Linked DNA regions of Homo sapiens: region 1 is linked to region 2. The links are chromatin contacts, found by Hi-C or POLR2A ChIA-PET in ENCODE. All regions are on one chromosome and are shown on one strand. The core of a region is the stretch at or near the end of the contact, and the rest is flanking DNA. Distances in the headings are between cores, read along the strand shown. Region 1 overlaps TULP4 (TUB like protein 4). Region 2 overlaps TULP4 (TUB like protein 4).

Region 1 (5,743 bases), core at 1,284-3,783, 74 kb after region 2:
TTCAGCCTGGCCTCATGCAATCTTCCCACCTTGGCCTTCTAAAATGCTGAGATGACAGCCTTATGCCACCATGCCCAGCCCTCTAGCCAATTTTCAATAAACATACTGAATTTTCGTAATATAGTGTCTAACATTCTCTACTGTGCTTTTAAAACCAGTATTCTCAAAACAGCTTATTTTATTTTGCTCGAGACAAGTGTGCATTATCCCTTTTTGCTTCCCACAAGAGCAAAAGCTTAAGCATTGTCTTCCCTTCACTTCCTGCCAGCGCCCCATCATCTCCATCTGCTGGGGTCACCGGGATTCGAGGCTGTTGATGGCATCAGGACCAGCCCTGTACGTGGTGCGTGTGGAGCACCGGGTGTCCAGCCTGCAGCTGCTGTGCCAGCAGGCCATCGCCAGCACCTTGCGTGAGGACAAGGACGTCAGCAAGCTGACTCTGCCCCCCCGCCTCTGCTCCTACCTCTCCACTGCCTTCATCCCCACCATCAAGGTAAAGCCCTCCACCCCTCCCTCTTCCTCCTCCCTCACCTGTGCTGGCTCCCCACAGAGCCAGGGCAGAGACAGGTGAGGGTACCAGAGTGAGCACATGGGGCCATGTGCAGCTGTGCAGGATCCTGTCATGTGCTGCCAGGTCTGCAGTCTGTCGAAGCATCATGGTCCATGTCCATGAGAGATTTGCCCTGTGTGGTGGCTGTTATCTTTCTCATGGCAAAGCTGGTATTCCTGGACTTCTGTGTCCCTCTGATGATCAAAGGAGTGACCATTATTCAGCATTTCCTATATACTAAGCATTGCACCAGTTAATTTTTAGAAATCTGTCTTGTTCAGTCCTGACTTCCTGACAGATGCCATTATTCGCATTTAAGGAAGCAGGAAACAAGTTAGGAGAAGTTAAGTAACTTGCTCCCTAGCTGGTTAGGGGGACAGTCAGGATTAGACCCACCCCAGTTCTAGGGCCTGCTCTCAGCACTGCTGAGGAGGGCCACTCCAGCCAGCACTCAGCGTCAGCCACCTTTTATACCAGTGGGAACTCTAGAAGGTAGCATGTAGAATGCATCTGCCAGTTGCTGTTCAAGTGTGGGTCCCCCTAACCTTGGGTTTTCCCAAGTGGTTCTCTTTTATATTCTGTCTCTCTTCTTCTGAGTAGCAGACCCATTTGTTGGTTACTTTTTTCCTGAAACATCAAAGTTTTAGAATCTGTTGGGTTGTTTTTTTTTCCTAAGTTGCCTTACACTATTGATTCTACACGAGCAGATCTCAACACCGGTGTATTATATAGCATTGGAAAATACAGGTGCCCAAGGCTGCCCCTGTGGATCCTGATTTCATTGTCTGATGTGGGATCCTGGTTTAGATATGCTTCGAAAGCTTGCAGGAGATTCTCACATGCTCCTACCATTGCAAACCACTGTTCTACACCACATAGTTACCCTCTTCCCCAGGCCCCCAGCCTGTGCTCTGTCTGGAACAGTAGCGTTTTTAGTTGACCTGCCCCCGTGCCCACTCTCTTTCCCTCTCTCTCTGCCTCTCTGGAGTCCCAGCTCTTCATTTTCTTCCTGTATCCTCCAGCCCCCAATTCCAGATCCGAACAACATGAGAGACTTTGTCAGCTACCCATCAGCCGGCAACGAGCGGCTGCACTGCACCATGAAGCGCACAGAGGACGACCCGGAGGTGGGCGGCCCGTGCTACACGCTCTACCTGGAGTACCTGGGCGGGCTTGTGCCCATCCTCAAAGGGCGGCGCATCAGCAAGCTGCGGCCAGAGTTCGTCATCATGGACCCGCGGACAGATAGCAAACCAGGTGGGCCCCTCACCCGAGGGACTGGGACCTTGTTCTCCTGTGGTCATGGGCTGTTAACGCCTTACACCCCATGCAAAGAGAATGTCTGCTAATGAAACGTGAGCCTGTGGGGGCTAGTGTGGAACATCCTTGAAGCTACGACATTTCCAGAATCCCATTGAAATGAACAGTTCTCTAAATGTACTTTTTGACAGGTTTTTAATCATATTCCATGGGCAGTGGATAGCTGGGCGGTGGATAGATGAACCAGGCAAGGGGAAGTTGGCGCAGTCCTCCTGGGAGTGAGGGTTTCCTCTTCACAGTTACCGAGTATTCATCGAGTGCCTTCATGTAATATTGAGACAACTTGAAAATAATAACAAGATACAGTCCCTACCCTCCCAGAGTGGATGATAAAATTGAAATCAAACCTTCAGCCTCCTACCCCTCCCTAGTCTACTGTTAACTGCTTTTTACCTGATTGCTAATGACAATGTTTTGCTCATCCATAAAGATGTTGGTATGAGTCACCCTTTTCTTCTAAAAACCTTTCCCTGCAGTGATTTTCATTGCTCAGTTAATGTATTCAAGATGCTCCCTGCACATCTCTCTGGGATCCTAGATTGTAAGCTTCAGAGGGAAGGGACTTTGTTCTTTTTTTGTGCCACTTGGTACTAGGCTAGTGTCCGTGCACCCATCAGTCACTGCCAGCTCAGTCTGCCACCTCCCTCTGAAACTTTGCCCATCACCTATGGCAGAACGAACAGCACGCTTAGTCATTGTGCTCCAGACGCTGCCCCGCTGAATCCTGTGGGCCTGGGGGGAGAGAACTGAGTCATCTTTGTGCCCTCAGTGGATTTGGATTTGTTTTCATTAGTTCATGCTTCCTCTCGCCACTTCCTCGCTCCAGTTTACTCTCCTGCCCATTAGTCTGGTCCCTGCCTCTCATTACGACCTGGAGCTAGCATGACCTGTGGCCTGACCAGTCACCCCAAGTCACAGTGTGGTGGGCTTGCTCACTCTCAACTTGTACTCAGCGCTGTACACAGGTGCCCCACCTCTGCCTGCCAGCCTTCATTTGTTCAGCATCGGCAGTGACACTCTACTACCCCTGCAAAACAGCAATACCACTTGTCAATATTAGATATTAGTCCGTTTTTTCTGTCTTTTGACTCGTGACAAGCTAGTACCAGGAACAAAGAAAGCAACTAGCAGAATTGGGGCTGGTAGGGAGGCAGACTGAAAGGAGGGAGAGGACAGATTCAGGAGGAAGGAAGGCACAGTGGGAAAAGCAGGAGAGAGAGAAGCGCATGTTCACGTGGGAGGGAAACATGGTTTCAGGGAAAAGGAGAAGGGCCACCAATGGTTAGAGATGACTGGGGTGGGGGCCGTGGGACAGGCCCTGAGCCCAGGTTTGCAGCAGATGTTCTCACTGATGTCAGTACCTCTAAGGTTACTCCCCTGGGTACAATTTTATAAAATCTGTATTGAGATTAAATGTTGGCGATAACTTAGGTGAAGAGCTTATTTCCTCATGTGTGCATAAATTCTTCACTGAAGAAGACGGACCGGAGGCTGTGCTGTGGAGTACCCAAGGACTGGGCTTGCTTGAATCTGACCCGACTACGCCAAATGCCTGCTCTTCCTTCCGGTTCATGTTTATCAGCTCGTATCAAACACAGACCCACTCATTTGCGCACAATCCTTTCAGGGAATAAGATGTTGTATTTTTATAATTAAAAGAATTAAAAGCTATAAAACAAAGCACATTGACAGATATTTAGTCAGTGCCTACCTTGTGTGGGGTACTTGAGTCTCCTGCTATTATTAAGTAATACCAGGTCATCTCTGCTTTTAAGGAGTTTCTAAACCCTTTTGGGTGATAAGACAATGTAAGCACTTGAAAAGTTTAATTAAAAAGTCAAGATTTAAATACCTGATGACAAAAATAGAGGATATGTCACAAGGCACAATATAACTAATTGCACCTGAATGGCATATATAAACTATTTCAGAGGTGGAAAAGAGTCCCTGACATTGAGAAAACAGGAATTTCTTTTTTCTTTTTATTGGGGGGATGGAGGGACAGGGTCTTGCTCTGATGCCCAGGCTGCAGTGCAGTGGTGCCATTACAGCTCACTACAGCCTTGACCTCCCAGGTTCAAGCGATCCTCCCACCTCAGCCTCCTGGGCAGCTGGGGCTACAGGTGTGCACCACACTTGCTAATTTTTGTATTTTTTGTAGAGACAGGGTTTTACCATGTTGCCCAGGCTGATAAACTCCTGGGTTCCAGTAGTCCTCCGCCTTGGCCTCCCAAAGTGCTAGGAACCACCATGCCTGTCCCCAAATTTCTTATCATTAAAAGCTGATTAACTCATTGAGGCCGCCATATCATTGTTTCTCAAAATGTGTTCCATGCACCACCACCCCCATGCAAATCACCTGGGATGCTTATTTAAATACACGTTCCTAGGCTTACCCTTAGATTACGATTCATTAGGGCTGGGGTGGGGCCTACAAACATGCGACTTAATGGGTTTCCCAGGTGGTTTTTATGCACTAAAGTTTGTGATCCACTGTCAAGTGACTTGGCAGATATGTTCCTCAAAATCACCAGTGTGTATTTTTATACCAGATACCATGAGTCCCAGTAGTTTTTTTTTTTTTCAGACAGGGTCTCACGGTGTCTCCCAGGCTGGAGTGCAGTAGTACAATCATGGCTCATTGCAGCCTTGAACTCCTAGGCTCAAGCAACCCTCCCACTTCAGCCTCCAAGTAGCTAGGATCGCAGGTGTGCACCACCACACCTGGCTAATTTTTTAATTTTTTTTTTATTTTTGTGGAGGTGGGGGCTCCATGTGTTGCCCAGGCTGGTCTCACCTCCTGGATTCAAGATCCTCCAGCACTGGCCTCCCATAGTGCTGGGATCATAGGTGTGAGCCACCATGCCCAGCTGCTTCCCTCCACCACCCCCACCCATTGTTTTTTAAAAGGAGGCAGGGTCTTACTCTGTCACCCAGACTGGAGTGCAGTGGTATGATCATAGTGCACTTTTTTTTTTTGTAGAGACAGGGTCTCACCGTGTTTCCCAGGCTGGTCTTAAACTTCTGATCTCAAGAAATCCTCCTGCCTCGGTCGCCAAAGTGCTGGGATTTACAGACATGCTATTGCACCTGGCCCACACATTTTCTAAAGGAATCTTTAGCCAGAGCTTGCTATAGACTGACTTGTGTTGCCCTAAAATTCATATATTGAAGTCCAGACCCCTAGTGTGAAGGTAGGACATTTAGGGGAGATTAAGGTAAAAGGAGTTCATATAGGTGGATCCTGATCTGATTTAGTTACTGGCCTTAAAGAAAAGAAGGAGAAAGAGATCTCTCACCACGCACGTGCACCAAGGAGAGGACATATGAGGACACAGCGAAAAGACAGCTGTCTGCAAGCCGGGGGCAAAGCCTTCACCAGGAAGCAGGCGTTGTCACCCTAACCTTGAGACTGCTCAGCCTCCATAATCGAATGGACCAGTTATTTAGCGCGTGCGCCTGTGTGTGTGCACGCACGCTTGTGCGTACACACGTGCTCTTGCATACACACACGCATAATACTGGTTTTGTTTTTCTGGAGAACCCTGACTAATACAGATTTTGGATCCAGGAAATGGGTATTGCTGTAACAAATCTCTAAACATGTGGAAGAAGCTTTGGAACTGGGTAATGGATATAGGCTAGAAGAGTTTTGAGGTGGATGCTAGAAATACGGATGTTAAGGGCAATTCTGGTGAGGTCTTAGTTGGAAATGAGGAACATACTGAAAACTGGATGAAAGGTGATCCTATAAAGCAGCAAAGGATTTGAGTAAACTGTGTTTACTGTTTCATGGAAGGTAGAACTTGCAAGTGATTAAACTGGATATGTAACTGAAGAGATTTGTAAGCAAAGTGTTGAAGGAGCAGTTTG
Region 2 (5,892 bases), core at 606-3,105:
AGTTGAGAGTGAGTGAAAAGAAGTGATGAGGAAAAATGTGAATTTCACAAGTTTTCAAAGTGATTTGCAACCTCAATGAATAGTGCATGTGATTGAACATACTTTCCAGTAGAATTTTTACTCAGGAGTTTGCAGCTATGATGAGTGGAAAAGAATAGAAGTTAGAGTCATAGGGGGTACTATTCCACAGGATTTTGAGGCAGATGAATGCCTGAATATGGTCAAAAGATGAAAGTATTAACTGTTGGGTTTCCTCCAGACCGTAATTATAATGTAGCTCTTCAGCATTGTTTTATCTTGCTTTAATGGAAGAATCTTGCTGCCACTTAATAGATGAGAAGCATGGAATGGTAGTTTCGCATTCATATCAGATTTGGTGTGGAGTTCACTTTTTCCTAATTCAGGCCTGGCTAATAATATAAACTCTATCCAATAAGAAGATATATTATTTTCTGACAAAAAAGTTTGGAAAATACAGGAAGGAATGTGTAACTGTGTTTCCTGGTACATGTCCTAAGGAAGCTGGGACTAGAAGGTCACCCCCCAGCACATGCAGGTTCAGAACTGGTTAGAGGCACGGCGGTCCCCAGATTCCAGGGCTTTGACCACAGATCTGTTTTCTGAGTTCCTGTATTATCTCTAGGCCATTTCATTCACAGATTCTTGCCAACCAACTGAGATTAACTGAATTGTGTTTGAATGAGAACTGGATTTGTGAACATTCAAATGACAGAAATAAATTTGGCTATCTGAAAGTAAAATCTAAAGTTTTCTTCACATGTAGTTAGTGTTTCAGAGGGCTTAAGAGAAACTCAGTAATAGTAAAGACTACCCAACTAAAAATGGGCAAAGAATCTGAATAGACATTTCTCAAAAAACACACAAATGGCCACCAAGCACATGAGAAGATGCTCCGCATCATTAACCATCAGGGAAACACAAATCAAACTGCTGCACACTCACCAGGGTGGCTGTCATTTTTTAGAAGACAGGCAATAGCAAGTATTAGAATTTGGAGAAACTGGGAACCTCAGCCATTGCTAGTGGGGATGTAAGTTGGTGCATCATTTTGGAAACCAGTCCTGTAGTTCCTCAAAAAGTTGAACATAGAATTATCATTTGACCCAGCAACTCCACTCCTAGGTATAGACCCAAGAAAAATGAAACATGTTTATACAAAAAAAAAACTTGCACACAAAAGTTCATAGCAGTATTCATAATAGCTAAAAGTTGATGAACAGATCAACAAAATGTGGTCTCTCAATACAATGGAATGTTACTGGGCTATATTTAAAAGGTAAACACTGATACATGGTACAACATGGATAAACCCTGAAAACATGCTAAGAGAAGGAAGCCGGTCACAAAAGAGAACATATCGTATGATTCCTTTTATATGAAATGTCCAGAGTAGGCAAATCTGTAACAACAGAGAATTGGTTGCTTAGGGCTGGAGGGAAATATTGTGGGGTTGGTTGGTGGTAGCTAAAAAGTACAGGGCTTTGAGGGTTGAGGTAGATGTTCTAAAACATATTGTAAAGGTTGTACAACTCTGTGAATATACTAATAACCATTGCATTGTACACTGACAATGGGTGAATTACATATGTGAATTTTGTCCCAATAAAGCTGTTATCCAACCCCTTATCATTTGAATCAGTTTTAACATCTTACTCTTGAGAGAGAGAGAGGGAACAGATAACGGTTAATCATCTTTCAAGAATAGTTTAATAGAACAAAAGCTACAAAGTTCTCAGTCTGGTGTGGAACATTTGTGTGACGGAGCGCAGTGTACCGTATGGGCCGGGACTGTGCAGAAGGTGCTGCACGCAGAGCAAGCGGGAGTGCTTGGAACTTCAGGGAAGGCTTTACTCACCAGGCGGCAAGGGGCAGAAGGGTGTTCCTGGCCAAGGGTGGCACGAAGCATGTGGTGATGTTGCTTTTTAAGTTACAGAGTTGGGTAAGGGGTGCAAGTGGTGGGAGACAGGTCTGGAAAGGGAGATTACCTTTCAAAACATTTATCTTTTATTAAAGAGGAAACTGTATATGTAAATACTGTGCTGAAGCAGTCTTTATCTTCTGGAGTTTTGAGTTTGTGAATTAATAACACAGAGCTCTCATTTGCTGAATGTTTGCGGTGTGCCTGGCCCCGGTCTGAGGTCCTTTCTTAAGATACTCCTCACAACTCCGTGAGGGGTGTGCTACCATGGCTTGCGTCAAGCAGACGAGGAAAGGGGCAGCAAGAGGGTCCTGGTGGCCACAGCTGTGCAGCTGGTGAGTGAATGACGAGGCCCGGAGTCAGAGCCAGGCAGCCAGACTCCAGAGCCCGCCTTCCTCACCACTGACCTCCCGGTGACATCTCTGGGGGCAGCAGTCTGCAGAACCATTGTTCTAGTTGAATTTCTTCCAGCCTCCTTTTCAGGGTGCTTTTGGTTCGTTAAAATGACCACATGTGTCTACAATTAAATTGGCAATCACTTTGTTTTTCTTGCACAATTGTAGTTGTTGCTGGTTCACTTAATAAATTGCAGAATAAGAAGAACAGAGTGGTGATAATCACAGGGATTTCTTCCTTGAGCTGTGTGTATTTAGTGTTCATTCAAATTACATTTGTTTTAGGTTGAGAGAAATCCTTCTGAATAGTGATGACATTGGTTGTTCCCTGAGATGGCTTCTTGTGTAAATCTATCAACACCCTTTGGAGGGCTCCTGACTCAGAAGATGAACGTCCTTGGGATGGGCAAAGTGATGCTTGTTTTGCCTTCCCTAAAAGTAGTTCTAGGTGTAAGAAGTGATGTGACTGACTTAGGGCCTTAGATTATGGCCCAAATGTAGGCTTTCTGCAGTTCTGCCCTATGTTTTTTTGTGTAGATTTTCCTGCCTTTAATAACTTCACTGATAATAGTAACACTCTAAAATGAGAGAACATGTCTTATATTGGAGAGGGTAATAGGTTGGTATCTTTTTGAACCATCAAAGGCCTAGGTCAAAACTAACCCTTTCCTCTGACTTCTTAGTCAAAGAACATACACTTTAGCTAATACCCCAAGACAGAAGTTCTTTGGTGCTGAGAGTCAACGAGAGTCACATTCTCCTTGAAAAGGGAAGGGAAGCTCTATACCTGGATAACTGCGCAGATCCATGGCCCCATAGCACAAAATTCGGGCAACTGAGAACCCAGCTGGCCCCCAGCTGGTAATTCCTCAACATTCTGGTGTGTCCTAACATTGCCAAATAGGCTGGAAGGATTTAGAGAACAGGAAGTAAGCTACTGGGAGATAAGGCTGCAGCTGTGAATTATAGACAGGGGAGGAAATGAGAATAACAGCATTAGCAGTTTGGCTTTATTTTTAAACCAAAAATCACTGGAAAGATTTCTGTCTCTAATTTAAGGGTGTTACTCACCTTTTCGTTTATACTAGTTGGAACTCTTAGCAAAGTATGTAAATGGGACTATGTTTCCATGTACTGCTGCATCTCAACTGATTAAGAATCTTTTTTTTTTTTAGAGGTGGAGTCTTGCTCTGTCGCCCAGGCTGGAGTGCAGTGGCATGATCTCGGCTCACTGCAAGCTCCGCCTCCCGGGTTGATGCCATTCTCCTGCCTCAGCCTCCCGAGTAGCTGGGACTACAGGTGCCCGCCACCACGCCCAGCTAGTTTTTGTATTTTTAGTAGAGACGGGGTTTCACCGTGTTAGCCAGGATGATCTCAATCTCCTGACCTCGTCATCTGCCCTCCTCTGCCTCCCAAAGTGCTGGGATTACAGGCGTGAGCCACCGCACCTGGCCACTGATTAAGAATTTCTAAAAGATGAAATTGAGTCTGTGAACATTTCGTTTATCCAACAATGGCAACTGTGTTGTCATAAGACCAAAAAATCTTCAATTTCACATTAGAAATCATTTAAAAATATGTTTTGCCTCCACTCTTTTGTGTTTGTGTCATGCTGTGACTGTGCAGCCTTTTTCATGGAGAGGTTTGTTTTTGATGGATATTAAAGGCAAAAATGTAAATGTGGCTAGCCTCTCTCCTCTGGAGTATGACATCTTGTCATCAAGTATTATTTTACAGAGAGAGTCATAGTGGATGAGTATTCATTGGTATTACATTTAAATAAGGAAATAATTTAAAAACTGATCAGTCATGAACATCGTGTTCTTAATTTGTCATGTTCTATTCCACAGTGGCCATTCTGAAGTACATGAGTGACTATGGGCTTAAATAACTAATGTGTTAGGGACCAAATTGTAGCCACATGCACATTTGTGGATTCTAGTGCTTGGGTCAAATCATTGGCAGATCTGAAAGATGTCTGTGAAGTGGGCTTTTATTTACCATTTGGAAATCCTAAATTTTATGACATGTTCAATGTCATTTAAGGACTTTTGTTGATGTTGGTCTAACTTAAAAAAAAATCAGTAATTCTAATACAGGATTTTTTAAACTAAGCTAAAAAAATGAATCTGGGTTTGTTGCCCTGCTCCCCACATGAGTTGAGCCCCCTCCTTTGTCTGTGTACAAAGGACTGTATTAATGTCTGTTTAGGAAACTGAACTCCAGGGAGACAAGATGTCCTAATCGCGGTCCTTGGCACCTAACAATGTCTGGTTTATCATAGGCAGGCAGGCAGTATATGCTGTTGTTCAAATGCCTTTGGGAATTGAAAGTAAACTACTTGAGGGAGCTGCGGTGGCTCCAGCCGGTTGTCCTGGCGTACAAGGAGGCGAGGCTATGCGGTCGAGGCCAACTTAGGTAAAAGTGAAAAAAAAAAAAAAAAAAAGTAAACTACTTGAAATAGTTTCCAATACCTTCTATATAGTTCAAAGATATAAGTTAACAAGGATTACAACTTCTAATGATATATTATTGTTTGCACAATATATTCATAATTGCTGTGTGTCAGTATTCAAAGGTGAACATGCCTCTGTCCTTTTCCTCAAGCAGCACAGACCTGTGGGGGGTGGGTGGTGTTCACAAGCTGATAGTTCTGTAAGCACTGCATCCACAGAGCTATGACTAGAGCAAGGAAGAGGGTCTCAACAGAGAGGATTCCGCTAGATGGGGCCACCTGGGAGTTCTCAGTGTCCACATCCATGCAAGGTGAGCCATCAACTGGATTCAGTTTTTCTAGTGATCACCAGGTCTCAAAAGATTGCAACCTCACAGCTGCCTCTGATTTTTGCAGTTTTAAAAAAGAGCTATGATATTCTTCACACTTTAAGTGGGTAATAATTTCTCTTGAAAAATTTGATTTTATTATACATTTTACAACAAGTGCAGATAACACCAAGTGTGGCCAACCAAGGCTGCTCAAGGCACACTAAATCAGGTGATTCCTGGGGGTTCCTCCTAGCCCTCTGGTGCCCTAGACACAAGTTTAAAGACCTAAAATCAGGTGTGTCCATGGCATCGCTTTGAGAAGTCCCGGGGTTTATGTGTTGGTCTGAAAGCAGAAATTGTACTTTGGACAGAGGGTGTGAGGAGGGTCCTGGGCACTGTGGAAGTCTTTAACTATCAGTCCTTTTTATTTTCAGATATAAATTAGAATTTGGAAACCATTAACACCAGTGCCACATGTTCACAACTATTATAATTAGCTATTAGGCACAAAATGCTGGGAGTAGACAAGGGTTCAAATCTTCTTTTATTCATAGCAAGAGTACTCTTGCCTGGTTAGTAATAGCTCTTATTTTATTGATATATGTCAGTATCTAGCTGCATGTCTGGAGGTTCTGACTTCCCAGCTGGAACTTACCTGAGAACAACAGGTGTGTTTCATAGCCACCAACTCAGTATTAGTCACATAGCATGAATGTAAAAAATGTGTGCTGAATGTGTCAGACTGAATTAATTCATGATTACCAGGATGGGCCAATCAGGAACAGCCTCAGG

What was found. A loop is a pair of places that touch in the nucleus more often than their neighbours do. ChIA-PET counts read pairs that join two places held with the same protein, here RNA polymerase II (POLR2A).
Region 1: a loop to region 2 is called in a map of endothelial cell of umbilical vein, with 2.1 times the contacts of the local background. The contact joins two enhancer-like sites. A Hi-C loop is called at or near these places in 1 of 168 maps with a recorded cell type or tissue (endothelial cell of umbilical vein). POLR2A ChIA-PET finds 5 or more read pairs at or near these places in 4 of 52 experiments (H1, HEK293T, IMR-90 and 1 more).

What each region holds. Positions count from the first base shown.
Region 1 is chr6:158,479,483-158,485,225 of GRCh38, forward strand. It overlaps TULP4 (TUB like protein 4), which reads left to right. Exons shown (of 14, transcript NM_020245.5): 7 at 269-493; 8 at 1,573-1,807. Among named protein-coding and RNA genes, the nearest start is that of TMEM181, 78 kb to the right of the region's middle. RefSeq lists an enhancer at 1-370. Within about 2 kb of position 2,534, at least 4 of the 41 ENCODE cell types and tissues checked have a DNase peak (open chromatin) inside an H3K27ac peak, as active enhancers do; they include endothelial cell of umbilical vein, where a contact is called at or near this core.
Region 2 is chr6:158,406,366-158,412,257 of GRCh38, forward strand. All of the region lies in intron 1 of TULP4 (TUB like protein 4), which reads left to right. Among named protein-coding and RNA genes, the nearest start is that of SNORA116, 86 kb to the left of the region's middle. RefSeq lists an enhancer at 5,536-5,892. Within about 2 kb of position 1,856, at least 10 of the 41 ENCODE cell types and tissues checked have a DNase peak (open chromatin) inside an H3K27ac peak, as active enhancers do; they include endothelial cell of umbilical vein, where a contact is called at or near this core.